Regions from separate parts of the Homo sapiens genome. Here regions 2 and 3 are each linked to region 1. A link is a loop called in an ENCODE intact Hi-C map of the cell type or tissue named here. Cell type or tissue: endothelial cell of umbilical vein. All regions are shown on one strand.

Region 1 (5,000 bases):
TTGCTTCAGCACAGGAGTTCGAGACCAGCCTGGACAATGTGGCAAGACCCCATCTCTACAAAAAATACAAAAATTAGCCGGGCATGGTGGTGCGCACCTGTGGTCCCAGGTACTCGGAAGGCTGAGGTGGGAGGATTGCTTGAGCCTGGGAAGCACAGGTTGCAGTGAGCCAAGATTGGGCCACTGCACTCTAGCCTGGGTGACAGAGCCAGATCCTGTCTTCAAAAAACAAACAAAACATTGATCAGGTCCAAGTACTTGTCATCCTCAGCCTCTCTAGTGTATGTTTCACATGGTAGCTCATGCAATCCACAAAGACTAAATTTTCCATAAGCTGTGATATTTACTGAATACAACTTACATTTTATTTGCATTTTTGTCTGATTGTTTCTGTTTGCTGTCTATTGTTTCCTGTCTCTGGTTCACAGATGGTCTAATATGTGGCAGTTTTATGCCAGTGTCCTCTCCAGAAATGCTCATCAGGTGGTAGGAAAGCAAGCACTAAAGATTTTTCTAGTCCCTTCTTGAAGCACATTCAGAGTCTGGGGACTGTCAAGAGAATGAAAGTGAGAAAGCTTTTGCTACACATCCTGCACAATCCAACACTAACTCTGTTTTATTCTCCAGGACCTACAGATAGAACGAGAGAGGAGTTCATATAATATATCTGGTGGCTGCACGGCCCTCATTGTGATTTGCCTTTTGGGGAAGCTGTATGTTGCAAATGCTGGGGATAGCAGGTAAGCAGATGAGCTGTCTGATTCTTGCTAATTTCTAATGCCTTCTGATGTTTTTATTTTGTCTCAAAAATTAAATGATTAGAAATAATTAAAGACAGGCCTTCTACATCAGAATGAAAATGCATTTAAGGACAATCAGGTTGATATTACAAGGTAAAGGCAGTCTCTTACTTATGCATATAGCATTTCATGTACACGTCTGTGATAAATCTAAACCAGTAGTATTCAAACGTTTTTTGACTTCAGAATCTGTTTCTCAGTGAAAACTTAGCAGGAGCATAATATGTGAGAGTGATGAGGAGGAAGGAAAGGGATTCGAGTGCCCTGGGTGTTTGGAAGGGGGCCTGGGATGACTCCCCAGTTGACTCCACTTTTACTTAGTGACTTTGCACTGTTCTCTCCCAGAAGCTTCTCCTTTTATGCACATTCCCTTAGAAGCTGCAGTTGCCTCACGTCCGGGTTCAACTGAAGGAAATTTGAGCCAAGAGATCATTGTTAACCCTTCCTTTATCCAGCATTGCCAGGGAATAAGATACATTTATGTTTTTATTTCATTTATTTTTTAAAAATTAGACACAGGGTCTCACTATGTTGCCCAAGCTAGACCCAAATTCCTGGGCTCAAACAATCCTCCCACCTCAGCAGCCTGAGTAGCTGGGATTACAGGTTGCACCACCACCTGGCAGTTGTGATTTTCTTTTAAATAACTGATGCTTCTTCACTTTTGGTGTGGGGAATTTTTAAATTACAGATTTTGCAACAAATATTCTAACATGTATTACACACTTCTCCACCGCTTTCATAACGAAATATGCTGGCCTGAGAGTGGGGCCTTTTCCAAAGAACTGACTCTTTATTCCGAAAGTAGTAAAAGTACAGGACTCTTCCCCCCGAAGGGCTGTGAGGACTCTCATTCTTCTGTCCCCTTCCTCTAGGTCACATGGCTCTTGTGGGCTCTCCTGCTTGCTCCACCCTTTTTGAGGTCTGATCCCACCCCTTCCCTTTCCCCTTCCCTGTCTCCAGCTTAAGTTGCTGTTGCCTCTGCAGCCCAGACCACCAATTCCCTTGAGGCAATCAAGAAATTCACCTTAATTTTACTTCCATTTACAAAGCAGACTTAGGCTGAGGCAGCCTTCGTTCCTCCTAGTAAAGCGTCCTTTCCAAGGGAAGATCCCAGAGAACAAGGAGCAAACCGACCTGGCAGTGGTTTTGGGGGCTTGAAGATTGGTGTTTGTTGAAGGTCTGTTGCTTTCAAAAGTATATATGTGGTGACATAAACGTATATATATACATTTTACAACAAATATTCTAACGTGTATTACATGAAATGTAATTACATGTTCTAACATGAAAGAGGTGGAGAAGTGTGTAATACATGTTGTAAAAATGTATATATTTACGTTTCCTTGTAAAATTCTGCCCAGTAAATGGAAGTATGTGTAAGATGCTATCTATGTTTACCCCATGGCTGCCATTCCCATGTCTCAGGTCAGGGTTCTGACAGGAGACAGACTCCAACTCAGATGGGTCAACTGTGAATGAAGGAGGTAGAGAGAACCGGCCAGGAGTGTTGAGGTCCCCAGGAAGGAGTTGACCACCCTGAGGAACCAGGGAAGGAAACGCTGTAGCAGAGCCAAGGAGAGTGGGAGCCACTAATGAGGGACCACTGGGCAGGAGCTGTTAGAAGGAATGGGAGAAGATATGCTGACTTCTCTCTGCCCGCCCTCCCATCTCTTGCCTGACCTTCCCATCGGCTGACCCCAGCAGGAAGCCAGCTGATGAGTGGCCCAGGGAGGTCAGCCTGCCAGGACACAGACACAGGCCAGGGCCGTACCTCCAGGATGGGGACAGATGGAAAAGAACCAGCACATCTGCTACCCCTCCTTTCCTCTCCCGCCTCAGGGTTTGAGCAGCTTCAAAGACAGGAATCTATGGTCTTCAGGGGCTTTTAAAACACACTGAGTGGCCAGCCCCTGGCCTCTTGTTCAGTTCCTGATCTTGAGCTGGTCGGTAGACAGAGGAGAGCAGCAAAGGAGGCAATTCATTGCTCTTTGTCTGCTCCAATTGAGTAAGACCGAGTGGATGATTCAGCTGTTGCACTCACGTTCACCTTTTAAAGCCTTTATGTCTGGTTTCCTGTCCTTTAAAATGAGTTTGCTTCCTGGCCCACTCAGGGACTAAGGAAGTGACTGAGTGCCTTGCTCCTGGAAACAGGCCCACCCTACCTCCCAGGGAAGTGCCTTTCACCAGATGACCTGAGTCAGAAGTTAACTCAACTTCCCGGCTGGAATACCTTTATGTTAGACTGTTCTTCGAGACTCAACTCCTCCCCAGTGCCTTTTTCTCTCTTTTTTTTTTTTTTTTCCTCATTTTTAAACGTAGTTTCCTTCAAAGCTCCAGGCTCCTTAAAAGAGCCACCTACCTAGCCAGGGCTTCTAAGCCTGCATCCCAGAAGCTCCAGTCCTCTGTCCTGGAATCTGCCAGTCCCAAGAGTTCATCTTCTGGGCTCTTGCCTTCTGTTGTACTTAGGTGCCAATTTCCAGACCAGACTTCAATTTCATCTATAAAGGCAGTGGTATTGGACTAGATAATCTCTAAAAATTATCCCATGAGGAGTGACACTTTTAGAAAGTAAAGTTGTACTATAAAGTATCTTTTGGTTATTTTATATTTCTTAGAATTTGTTTTGGAAATGTTAATGTAACTGAAGTTCTTGTATTTCTAAGTGTTCATAAAAGTATGATGTTTTGGCCGGGCGTGGTGGTTCACGCCTATAATCCCAGCACTTTGGGAGGCCAAGGCGGGCGGATCATGAGGTCAGGAGATCGAGACCATCCTGGACAATATGGTGAAACCCCATCTCCACTAAAAATACAAAAAAAATGAGCGGGTGTGGCGGCACACGCCGGTAGTCCCGGCTACCTGGGAGGCTGAGGCAGGAGAATCACTTGAACATGGGAGGCAGAGGTTGCAGTGAGCCAAGATTGTGCCACTGCACTCCAGCCTGGGCAACACAGCAAGGCTCCGTCTCCAAAAAAAAAAAGTGTTTTGTTTTACATGTTATATCTAATCATTTGAAAAGCCTAACAGATACTTTTATCCTTAATAAAGCTGTAAAACATTTAAAAAAAAATCAAAAAAGCAGTATCTCTAAAACCTAATAAGCTTAATGATAAAATACTACCTCTAAAACCTCATAAGCTTAATTATGCTTACAGTATTCTAGTCCCAGTATCCAGATATAAATTTGGGGTTTTGTAGTTGATTATTTGGGTTTTCTGTTCACATATGGGTCATACTTCAGGAAACCTGAGAACAATGTGAGTTGGTATTTTTATGTGCTATCCAAAGGATCGTTTATGCGACACTTACTAGAGTGCTATTTGCAGCTCTTTTACAAACAATAGATACTGATATCATCTTCTAGGATTGTTGTCTAGTTTGCCATACTAATAATATAGGTATTTGAGCTTACAGAAATATTCAGTTATTCCCAAGAAACCACAGCTAAGTGAGCTTTGATCATATCTGTGGAAATGTAGGTCCATTATCACTGATTGACGAGCAGTCAGGAATCCCAGGGCTCAGTTTAAAACAAATGCTTAGAGCCGCAGAAGGTTCTGGCAACAGAGCCCTGATTAATGAAGGGCTAAGTTTTCTTTATTGCTAGATATTAGCTGTCATGTGCTTTTTTTTTACATCTTGACAGTTTCGAGAGTAAAAAATATTTGTTATATGTTCACTGCCCCCATAATTATTCACGCTCAGGAAAAGAGAAGCTTTGCCCTGGTTTGATTTGGAAGCTGCCAATGGTCAGGAACTAAGCTGTGTATCATCTGATTTACCATCAGACATCTGCACACTTAGGGGTTGTATTCAGGAAATGTTGCCTGATGCTGTTTGTGGCTTTATGGGTTTTTGAGTCAACGACCATCCCATTCAGAGGACATAGGACCATTCATGTAGGATGGTCCACAGTGACGCGAGTACCTGATCCATGTGGTCTGGTCCGTGCCCTGATAGAACTTGCCCTTCTACTCTGCCGAGCTAACCAGCCACAGAGGCACATGCAGTAACTGCTTGATGCATGCCAGTTGCTTTATTTTTCCCCGGCAGAGTCAGCCAACTCAACACCTAGGGGATCATAAGGGACCAGGAAAGAAGCAGATGGTGGGCGGATTTTCACTTCAAGCAAAAAATGAACCAGTAGCATGCAAATGTCATGCAAAGCAATATGCAAACTATCACCCATTGTGTTTG
Region 2 (5,000 bases), 84 kb after region 1:
TCAAAGCCTGAGCTCCTAATTTGGAAGCTACTTAGAGCAGGTTCTGTTCTTCTACCAAACTTTGAGCTGTGGGTAGGGACCCATTCACAGGATTGTGAAATCAGTTTAGTATATGGAGAGCAGCATTTTAAACAAATTGAATAGCACAGGATAGAAAGAAAATATCGGTGTATATCACATAGTTAGGGTAAATATTGTTTTTTGCCGTGTGTTTGTGCATATGTTGGGTTAACAGGATTGATATATTTCTTACCACCGGTGAAACCTCTGCTGTAACCCAGTAGAGTCTCCCAAAGAACATTGACCAGCAAAATGAGAGCAATCTCTGTTGCCTCTTGCTATTTTCCATAGGCCTGGTGAGAAGAAGAATCTTTAGGCCAAAAGAGAGAAATGTTTACTACTCTCAGAACTCCAGGCAGGGTCTGGCTCAGGCGTGCTGATAGGGAGAAGTGGGGAGGTAGGCATTTTCCTAGGGACTGTTGGTTAAACCTACCAATCAGGTGATTTCCTCCAGGGCAGCTGCATTGTCGGGGACCAGAGCTTGGGCCCCATTATGGAGAGTTTTCATGGAGGAAAAAAAGCCAGCAGCCTTTCTTGTGGCTAAGGAGATGAGCAGGTGGTAGCCAGGTATGCACAAGCTAGGCTGCTACCAGCCCTCTTCTGTTTATCACCAAATATTAATCACACTCACAATTCAAAGGTACTATTTGTGCCTGAATCTAACTTGCACTATATTAGCAGAAGTCTATCAGGTTGTTCACAGCTTAAGGCCTATAGGCTTCAACTAATTTAAAGAACACTCCAAGGACCAAAGAAAGAAAACAAGGTAGCATTTGTTTGGAGAGCTTCCATCCCACAGGGTAACTTTCCCAGGGATCATATCATTCAGATACCTACTGAAAATATCTTCCAACACATAAATTCAGGAACCCAATGAGCCAAAATATGACCCCCAAAACTAGATTTATACATACTTAAAGCCTGCTATACAATGATGAGCCTGGGGCGAGATGTTGGGTCCATCTCCAAACATTCTAAGCCCCAAAACTCCCAGCTGGATAGAGGGTGTTTCGCAGCCTCTTCAGACTCACCCTGGGGACTGATCCTTGCTCCACAACCCTGACTTGAGCCTGCTGTTGTTAAGCATGCCTCAGATTCACTCTCCTTCACAGTGCAGCTCTGTCTTTCCAGCAGACAGTTTCCATCCAAAGGCAAAGTGAATCTTAGAAACCGGGAAAAAAAGACTCTAAAAGATGACATTTAAAATATAATAGTAAGATCTAACCAAACATCAGACTCTTCTTGTGTTGCCTTAAAGGACACACACACACACACACACACACACACACACACACACACGCTTTCTCTCTCTTTCATGTAGTGAGGGGGGAAGAGCTGGCTGCCTGCTGTAAGGCCGCTTGAAGGTTCAGAAAGCAGCCTCCATTTACTGAGCACTGTGGTTAGACTTGGGGCCTGATTCCTTTGGAAATACAGATGGCTGGCAGAAAAAAAGGAAGCACGAGGTGGTTGCCAATCCTGCATTGCTTTTTGCAGGAAGGTCTCAGGAGAGTGGGTGTGGGGAGAGGGGAGTCAAGGGAGAGCCTCTGTGGATTCCAGAATTGCTTAACTGGGGTCATGCCAAGCTCTTAAAAGCCACAAGTAGCATTTGGGCTCCAGGCTTATGTCTGTTCCTGTCCAGCCAGGCCTGGGTGGTGTTTCATCCCAGGCCTCCTGAGATTTAAGCTACTGCTGAGATTTTGTTATAGAAAGGCAAGAAGGGGGACCGAAGATGTTTCTGTGCTCCGGCCTCCTCCCAAACCCAACCAGCCCCTGTGGAATGTGCCTCTGCCGGGCTAGGACTTGGTTTCTAATGAGAAGAAAACAAGGCTGCCTGTGGCTTTCTCCTCCCTCCTGGAGGGGCACTGAGCTCCCAGCTAAGGAAAAAAAAAAAAAAAAAGGGCTCCTTTTATGACTATTTCAATCTAACCCAGCTATACCTTCTTTAGATTATTATCTCTGAGGCATCCTTCTGAGTATCTGAGTCCTCATTTTAGAGGAGAACAATGGACTGTTCTGGATAAAGTTGCACGGGTATGCTCCTTCATGCTTACAGTAGAAAAAGTATGAATTAGGTGGCTTGATTGCTCAGCAGGAAGTGGTTTTTCCTACGGGGATGTGCTGTGTCTTCCTGCTTACGGTTGCCTGTTAGCTCTACATCTGCATGGAAGAAAGAATGAGGCTCCGAAGACCTTAATAGCCACAACTGATGGCCAAATAGCACCTTATCCTTCACAAAGGATGTTCCCAGACATGTTTGCCCTTAATCCTTGCAACCATCCTATGAAGTGTCCAGTTGAAGAGGCAGATTCAGTGAGGTCTGAGGGATTTTCCCAGGTTCATACAGCCAGTTCACATGACGATTGAGATGTGACTTCAGAACCTCTGACCCCAAGCCTGGTGTGCTTTAATACCACAGTGGGCTCTGCCAGGAGGGAAGAGAGACTCCAGGAAGGAAGATCCCCAGGGGAGAAGAGGCAGCCAAGGCAATGTCTAGAGATTAGTGGAAGAATGTGACTCACTGGTGTGTGTCATTGGAGCTGCACAAGTGAATTGTTGAGATTATGCTGTCCCCGAAGGGAGCATAATAGGGTCCCCTGTTATACCCCCCGGAGGGGATCACGTTCCTCTCGTTCCTCTTAAATGACTTTGAAGTCTTGCTAAGGGAATTAAGACTTAGGGAAACAAGTGGTATTTCTCTCTCTCTCTCTCTCTCTCTCTCTCTCTCTCTCTGTAGCTCAAGGTCATGACTTAGAAGAGAAGGGAGATCGTGGGAAGTGATTTATGTTGATGATGCCAAAGTGTGAACTCTAGGTTCCTGGCCCATGGGTTAAGCAATCAGAGTAGGGGCTCTTCCTGGAAATGGAGGAATCCAGCAAAGACTAGGAAGAACTTTAAAGGAGGAACTTGCCTTTAAACCAAGTTAGAAAATTGTCTTGGTAACACCATATACACTGGTGAATAGCTGTGGCAAAAAAACTGCCATTCTGACGTGGTACTAAGGAACTGAGAAAGGAATAGACGAGAGAATCATAAATGTTATTTTTTATGATTTTATAACTATTTGTATATATACTAATAATAAAGGGGAACTTGAAATTTTAATATAAGTAGGTAAACATATGTCAGAGGTATCACCAATGGGAACCCAGCCATGAATATTAGCCATAGAAAAGCTAGCTATTAAGGCAGAGTGAATGGGGGATATCTTTAGAGGGAAACTGACATGCTAAGGGAGAGATACCAGCCTTTGTTCATTCATTCATCCATTTAGCTTGTGTCTACTTTATGTCTACCATGTGCTTGCACAATTGTAGATACAAAGATAGACAGGTAAATAGGAAGAAAGTCTGTGCCTTTATGGAGTTAATGTGCAGGATGTTGGGACAGAAGGTAAACAAATTAATAAGAGCATTTCAGATTGTGCTTGAAGCACTGAAGCAGGATGAGCAGGAGCAGAGAACGCCAGACTTGTAGATGAGTGGTCAGGGGAGGCCTTTCCAAGTGATGTCCAGGAGCCAGCATGGCAGGATCAAAGGGAAGAATGGCCCAGACAGAAGGAATGACCAGGCCCCCTGGTGTGTCAAAAAAAAAAAACAAACAAACAAGAAAGCCATTGTTACAAGGCGTAGCAGAGTGATCGACGATGTCAGAGTGCAAAGGCCAGATCATGGAGGGCCTCATCATTGGATTGTATTTTAAGATGACGGGAATTCAGTGGAGAACTTTAAGGTGGAGAGTGATGCTTGTGGATTAAAAGAGAAATGTGGGAGATTTGCTAGCAGGCCTCCCAGCTATGAGGACAGTGTGAGCAAAGCTTTACTGAAGGGATGTATAAAATTGCCACAAAGACAAAGTATGTTTATGGTGGAGAAGTCCTATAACTGCTGCTCATTAGGGTAAAAGGGCTTCGGTGTGGCTGCATGGGCATCTCAAATTCAGATGTTCATAGAGAATGTCTGAGCCTGTAAGGACAGCACCTAGCCCACTAGGGCAAAGGTGGGAAAGGGGTGCTTGTGAGTGAGCATCAGCCGGAACAGCATAGTCAGACATAGAAAGCAGCCGAACAAGGAGACTCTTTGCTTTTGTTTTGCAAATATATTATGGAACAAGAAAATACGAATAAAGCCTCTGCATAGGGAAGGTAGTATTAATTTGCTTGCTTAACCAAATATTTATTGGGTACCCATTATATGTTGAGCACTCTTGTAGGTATAGGAGATGCCATAGGTAGCAAAACAAAAATCTATCCCCATAGAACTTAAAGGGCATGAAGAAGCAGTAGAAAAAATAACCATAGTAAGGAAGTAAAATTCTTTAACTGTTAGGTGGTGGTGGATGCTATGGAAAAAAAATAAAGCAGGAAAGGGGACTAGGAAATTTGGGGGACAGGAACAATGTTAAAGAAGACCATCTGGTTACTTGGCTTTTATTTAGATCGCAATAGAAAACCTTTGATGGGTTTCAGTAGGGTAATGACATGACCTGACATTCTAAAATAATTACTCCAGTTGCTCTGAGAACAGGAGTAAGGGAAAATCAGAACAGTTTTCAACACTCTCACTGCCATCCACCTGGTGACATCATCCTAGCACCATCGCCTCTTGCCTAGATCATTGCACAGAGGCCTGATGGATCCGTCCCAATAATGTAGGCAAGAAACTATGGTGCTAGGGCTCTGACAGCAGGGAAGGTGTTGAAATCTGAGGATTCTGGATTTGTTTGAAAGGTAGAGATGACAGTATTTGACATAATGTTAATAGACAAAATACTCAATCCTTGTTGTGTTACTGGAAAATTGAGAAGGTGACAAGTTCTAGCAAAGAAAAGTATCAAAAAGCTTTGCCACAGGTGGAGACAGGATCAGGAACATGTTTAGCCATAAGGTAGGAAGAATAGCAGGACCAAGGAGAGAAACTGGCCTGAGAGCTTCAACAAGGGAG
Region 3 (5,000 bases), 53 kb after region 1:
TCCATTTCCAGGACATATCATGATTTCTCTGATCTCTGACCCCCATGCCTTTGGAAGTATGGTCTGCCTGGATGGCCTTTTCTTTCTTTTCTGTTAGGAGAACTCCTCTTCATTCTTTAAGACTCCAGCACAAATATCACTTCTTCTGCAAAGTGTCCCCTAATCCTCCTAGGGAGTCAGTCCCCAGTGCTTGTACCACAGCTTCCAGATCCCTGCAGTGTGGCTCTCAGCATATGGTGTTGCTTGTTCTGGTCTCTCCCCCTCTTCAGACTGTGTTCTGGAGGGCAGGCCACTTACCTTAGTCACCTCATATTGCCAGTATTCAACACAGCACCTGGCACAAGGGAGATATAGAACCAGTATCTGTTTACTGAACGAAAGATTTAAAAACAGGCTGGGCACGGTGGCTCATGCCTGTAATCCCAGCACTTTGGAAGGCTGAGGTGGGAGGATCGCTTGAGCCCAGGAGTTCAAGACCAGTCTGGGCAACATGGCAAAATGCTGTCTCTACAAAACAAATCCAAAAAAAAATTAGCCAGGCATGGTGATGTGTGCCTGTAGTCCCAGCTACTCAGGAGGCCGAAGTGGGAGGATCACTTGAGCCCAGAAGGCAGAGGTTGCAGTGAACCGAGACTGCACCACTGCACTCTTGGGGCAGCCTAGGTAAAGAGTGAGACCTTGTCTCTTTAAAAAAAAGAAAAAAAAAATTAAAAACAATATTCATATTGACTTCTAGATCATTACCAAACAGTCCTTTCTCTTCTGCCCTCCGCCCAAACATTTCACAGCAGGGTATGAAGCCTTTGCCTTCCTTGCCTCTATTATATCCTATCCTCACCTTCCGTTGTTTTTTTGTTTTTTGTTTTGAGACAGGGTTTCACTCTGTCGTCCAGTCTAAACTGTAGTAGCACAACCATGGCTCACTGTGGCCTCAACCTCCTAGGCCCAACAAATCCTCCTACCTCAGCCTCTGTTTAGCTAGGACTACAGGTGCACCACCGTGCCTGGCTAATTATTTTTTTCTTTTGTAGAGATGGGGGGGTCTCACTGTCTTGCCAGGGCTGGTCTTAAACTCCTGGGCTCAAGCAATCCTCTCACCTCAGCCTCCCAAATTGCTGGGGGTTACAAGCGTGAGCCACTATGCACAGCCCACCTCCTGCTCTTTATTGAAACCCATTTCCTATTCAGGTTTCTGTTTTCCTACAAGAGGCAATGAATAATAAGTTAACTTTTTGCACTTTCTGTTTTAAAATGATTTCATCTTTTCATGTTACAAGAATGGACCTGGGAGGTTAACTTGGTTGGGGGAAGTATAGGAATGCTGACATTTTCAGATTCCCAAATGTCAGCGGTATATTTTGGGATGGTTGAAATAAGATGCATGTGGCTTCAGATCTCACGTAAGTGTATGTAATTTCCACAAGGAACTTCAGTGACTCCCAATTTCTTCAACAGTAATGGGATAGAAAACTTCAGAAGTCTGTGTAAGGACTAATACATGCCGTACTGTTTTGTGACAGAAAGTACTACTCATTTAGCTATTGTATGAGGAATTAAAGTCTTACCACTACAAATCTGTCTTCATCTGTTTGGGCTGCTGTAGCAAAAAACCATAAACTGGGTAGTTAATAAACAACAGAATTAATTTCTCACAGATGTAGAGGCTGGGAAGTCCAACATCAAGGTGCTGGTAGAGTCAAGGTCTGGTGAGGGCTCTACTTCCTGATTTGTAGGCAGCCGTCTTTTTTTTTTATTTTCTTTAAAAAAAAAAAAAAAATTCATGTGGCAGAAGGCACAAGGATGCTCCCTGGAGCCTCTTTTATAAGGGCTCTAATCCCATTTATGAGGGCTCTACCCTCATGACCTAATCACTTCCCAAAGGCCCCACATCTAAATGCCATCACACTGGGGATTTGGCTTCAACATGTGAGTTTTGGGGAGATACATTCAGTCGGTAGCAAAGATCCCACTGGCCTGCAAACCAGGGTAATTTTTTTCCTCGTTTTTATTTAAGAACCATTTCTAACGTTGCTAAGATTAATGCATAATTTGGTGTCGCCCTTAAACAATCAGTGTGGACACTATTAGTCCACAGAACCGAACCTAATGTCTGAATTTTTAAAAGGTGAAAATGCTGCCCATATCCTTTTTAATCCTTACTCCTAAATCAAATGGGTTACTCTAGTTTATAACTAAAAACATTTCTCCTCAGACATCAGGAGTTTAAATACTCAGAACATAAAATACCCTGAGTTAGAATATTCATAGCATAAAATAATCTTATGGTGAAATCTTTATGGTAAATACTTGAGGGAATTAGAGATTAATAGTGTAAAATCTTGAAAATAGTATCGGCCAGGCATGGTGGCTCACACCTGTAATCCTAGCACTTTGAGAGGCCAAGGTGGGCAGATCACAAGGTCAGGAGTTCGAGACCAGCCTGGCCAACATGGTGAAACCCCATCTCTACTAAAAATACCAAAAAAAATCAGCTGGGTATGGTGGCACGCGCCTCTAATCCCTGCTACTCAAGAGGCTGAGGCAGGAGAATTGCTTGAACCTGGGAGGCGGAGGTTGCAGTAAGCCGAGATTGTGCCACTGCAACTCCAGCCTGGGCAACAGAGCAAGACTCCATCTTGGCAGGGAGGGGGGTGGAGAAAATAGTATCAACTATGAGAGGAAAATAGGAGTGTGATGTGGATTTCTCCCAGCCCAGCCCAGTCATGAGTCATTTGACCTCTAGTTTCCCCTCACACTCTGTCTCTGAATCTCCTTTCTTCCTGAATGAAACGGGTAGCAATACTTCCTTTTAGGTACTCATAACATGCTCAGAAATTAAAACGAAAAGTAACTGCATGGTAATATAAAATACAGTATACTGTGTTATAATTTTAAGTGCGTGTAATCCTACTGATTCATTATTTTAAGCATTCATTCCCTTGAATGATTACAAAATAGTTTAGTACAATGATAGTTGTATCATCTTCCTTAACGTGGCCTCATCAGTTATTAGTCACTGAAAAATTAACAGTGTATTCCTTGTTCTTAGGGTAAATCAAATTTTATATTTAGGGTATATGAAGAAACATCTATGATAGAGTCATTAAAACTTCTGGGTCCCCATCCTGGCTAACACGGTGAAACCCCGTCCCTACTAAAAATACAAAAAAATTAGCCGGGCGTAGTGGCGGGCGCCTGTAGTCCCAGCTACTCGGGAGGCTGAGGCAGGAGAATGGCGTGAACCCGGGAGGCAGAACTTGCAGTGAGCTGAGATCGCACCACTGCACTCCAGCCTGGGTGACAGAGAGAGACTCTGTCTCAAAAAAAAAAAAAACCGAAAACAAAAAAAAACTTCTGGGTCCCTAGCCACTTGCATTGAGCAGATGTCTGCAGTCCCAGGTCTGTTTGACTTGTAGAAATGGTAAATGCTTTTCTTGCTAGTGAAGAAGGTGGTCAGAGTCCTTTCTACATGAACCATTTTGATCCACATCAAAGAGGAATGTTCAGTGTTCTTGGTATGCACAGTCTGGACATTCGGGGATTATGGAACTGGAAGCAGATTACAAGATGATGGATGTGGCAGGCACATTAATTTTGTTTGGTCTTGCATTCTGACCTCAGAGGGCCCTTCATGTGGCTCTCTGGGTAATGTGAACTTTGTTTCATAGATTCTCAGGCAGGGTGATTAATTGAGCAGGCTTGAGGGTTTGACATGTTCACACGGAATGTGGCAGGTGTGTGATGAGGAGTTCAAGGGACGGGCACTCCTGCCTCAGCACCAGGGAGAGCTGATGATCTGCAGTCGTGACTAACCCTTGCTCTTCTGTTGCTGGGTTTTGTTTCTAAGGTCTCCATGGTGATTGAAATAAAATATTTAAGGGGCTTCACCAAGCTGGACAGAATGTTTTGGTGGAGTCAAGGCTCAGATAGGAGGGAAGGGTGTCTGGTTGATGGACATTTCACAACAGATTTTACTGTTCTGATACTGTGGCCTCAAGGAAATCACCCCTACCTTTGCTTCAGGTCACAGCCAGAAATGGATCTCCCTCAGGAGACATCCATAGCCCTGAGGTATGAGAGTGATGGTTTTCCCTCCATTCTGCCGGTACATATTTATAAACTCTGACTTGATTACATTAAGTCGTGCCGGTGTCATCATATCTTCAAATAACATACTTCTGTCCTTGCAGAATAATCCAAGTTTGCAGCTGTTTTTCATCAAGGGCAATGTATAGAAGAGATGAACGTGGGTTTCAAGTACATATTTGATGAACACAAGTGCAACATTATCTGAGGTGATTTCTTGCAATGTCCTTGGAACTACCCCCAGCTCTCAACGCCGAGCCGGGTTCTGTTTGTCTGCTGTTTCCCTGGTGCTGCTTGGCTCTCTGGGATTTTTCCTGCTCAAGAGTTGTCTGCAGAAAAGTATTCCTTAAGCCTGAACCTGCTTTGAAGACAGGAGGCTATAAGTGGGGAGGTTCAAGCGTGCTGGTGGGTCAAAATGACAGGTGCACCACCTTGGCATCCCACCTAACCTTGAGAGCAGGTGGCTAAAGCCAGCAAGCCTGGCTTTATTCAGAAAGAGACAGTTTCAATATCTCCGTGTTTTGCTCCCTGGGAGAATGTCTGAGTCATAAAAAAATCCACTCCAGTCCCACCTACTTCCTCATTTAACCTCCTTTCATAAAATGGCATATGAGGTTCAAATTTTCTAATTATAAAATGGCAGACTAGAAGCTATTGTGGCATTTTTTTCTGTTTACAATAGGTCCCCTGGATCACGTAGAAATTTAAATGTGAACTTCTCTTAAAATCTTCATAAACCAGGCAGAATTTTATTCGTATTCAGTTCTGTAATAGCTTATATATACAAGCTCGGTTCTTGTTACTTTGAGATTTTTGACAACAAATTAAGAACAGAGTTCTTTATGAAAGAATCCAACCTATACATATTTGGGTCTCAGCCATTTCACATTTTTTCTAACCCAAACCAAAATATT

What was found. Peaks named below come from ENCODE experiments on the same cell type or tissue, not always from the same donor. Only the 100,000 strongest peaks of a DNase experiment are listed, where the experiment ranks them.
Region 2: a loop joins it to region 1, with 6 times the contacts of the local background. A loop is called at or near these places in 11 of 110 quality-filtered maps.
Region 3: a loop joins it to region 1, with 5 times the contacts of the local background. A loop is called at or near these places in 19 of 110 quality-filtered maps.

The regions. Positions count from the first base shown.
Region 1 is chr12:62,783,966-62,788,965 of GRCh38, reverse strand. It overlaps PPM1H (protein phosphatase, Mg2+/Mn2+ dependent 1H), which reads left to right. Exons shown (of 10, transcript NM_020700.2): 4 at 628-740. Among named protein-coding and RNA genes, the nearest start is that of PPM1H, 150 kb to the left of the region's middle. RefSeq lists a silencer at 2,669-2,778. In endothelial cell of umbilical vein, no CTCF peak of the experiment used is centred here; DNase peaks (open chromatin) are centred at 2,965 and 4,145; H3K27ac peaks cover 4,182 bases.
Region 2 is chr12:62,700,335-62,705,334 of GRCh38, reverse strand. The region is part of intron 6 of PPM1H (protein phosphatase, Mg2+/Mn2+ dependent 1H); the gene reads left to right. Among named protein-coding and RNA genes, the nearest start is that of MIRLET7I, 99 kb to the right of the region's middle. RefSeq lists enhancers at 917-1,518, 2,727-3,330. In endothelial cell of umbilical vein, no CTCF peak of the experiment used is centred here; a DNase peak (open chromatin) is centred at 2,264; H3K27ac peaks cover 464 bases.
Region 3 is chr12:62,730,910-62,735,909 of GRCh38, reverse strand. The region is part of intron 5 of PPM1H (protein phosphatase, Mg2+/Mn2+ dependent 1H); the gene reads left to right. Among named protein-coding and RNA genes, the nearest start is that of MIRLET7I, 130 kb to the right of the region's middle. In endothelial cell of umbilical vein, no CTCF peak of the experiment used is centred here; DNase peaks (open chromatin) are centred at 2,729 and 4,629; H3K27ac peaks cover 2,650 bases.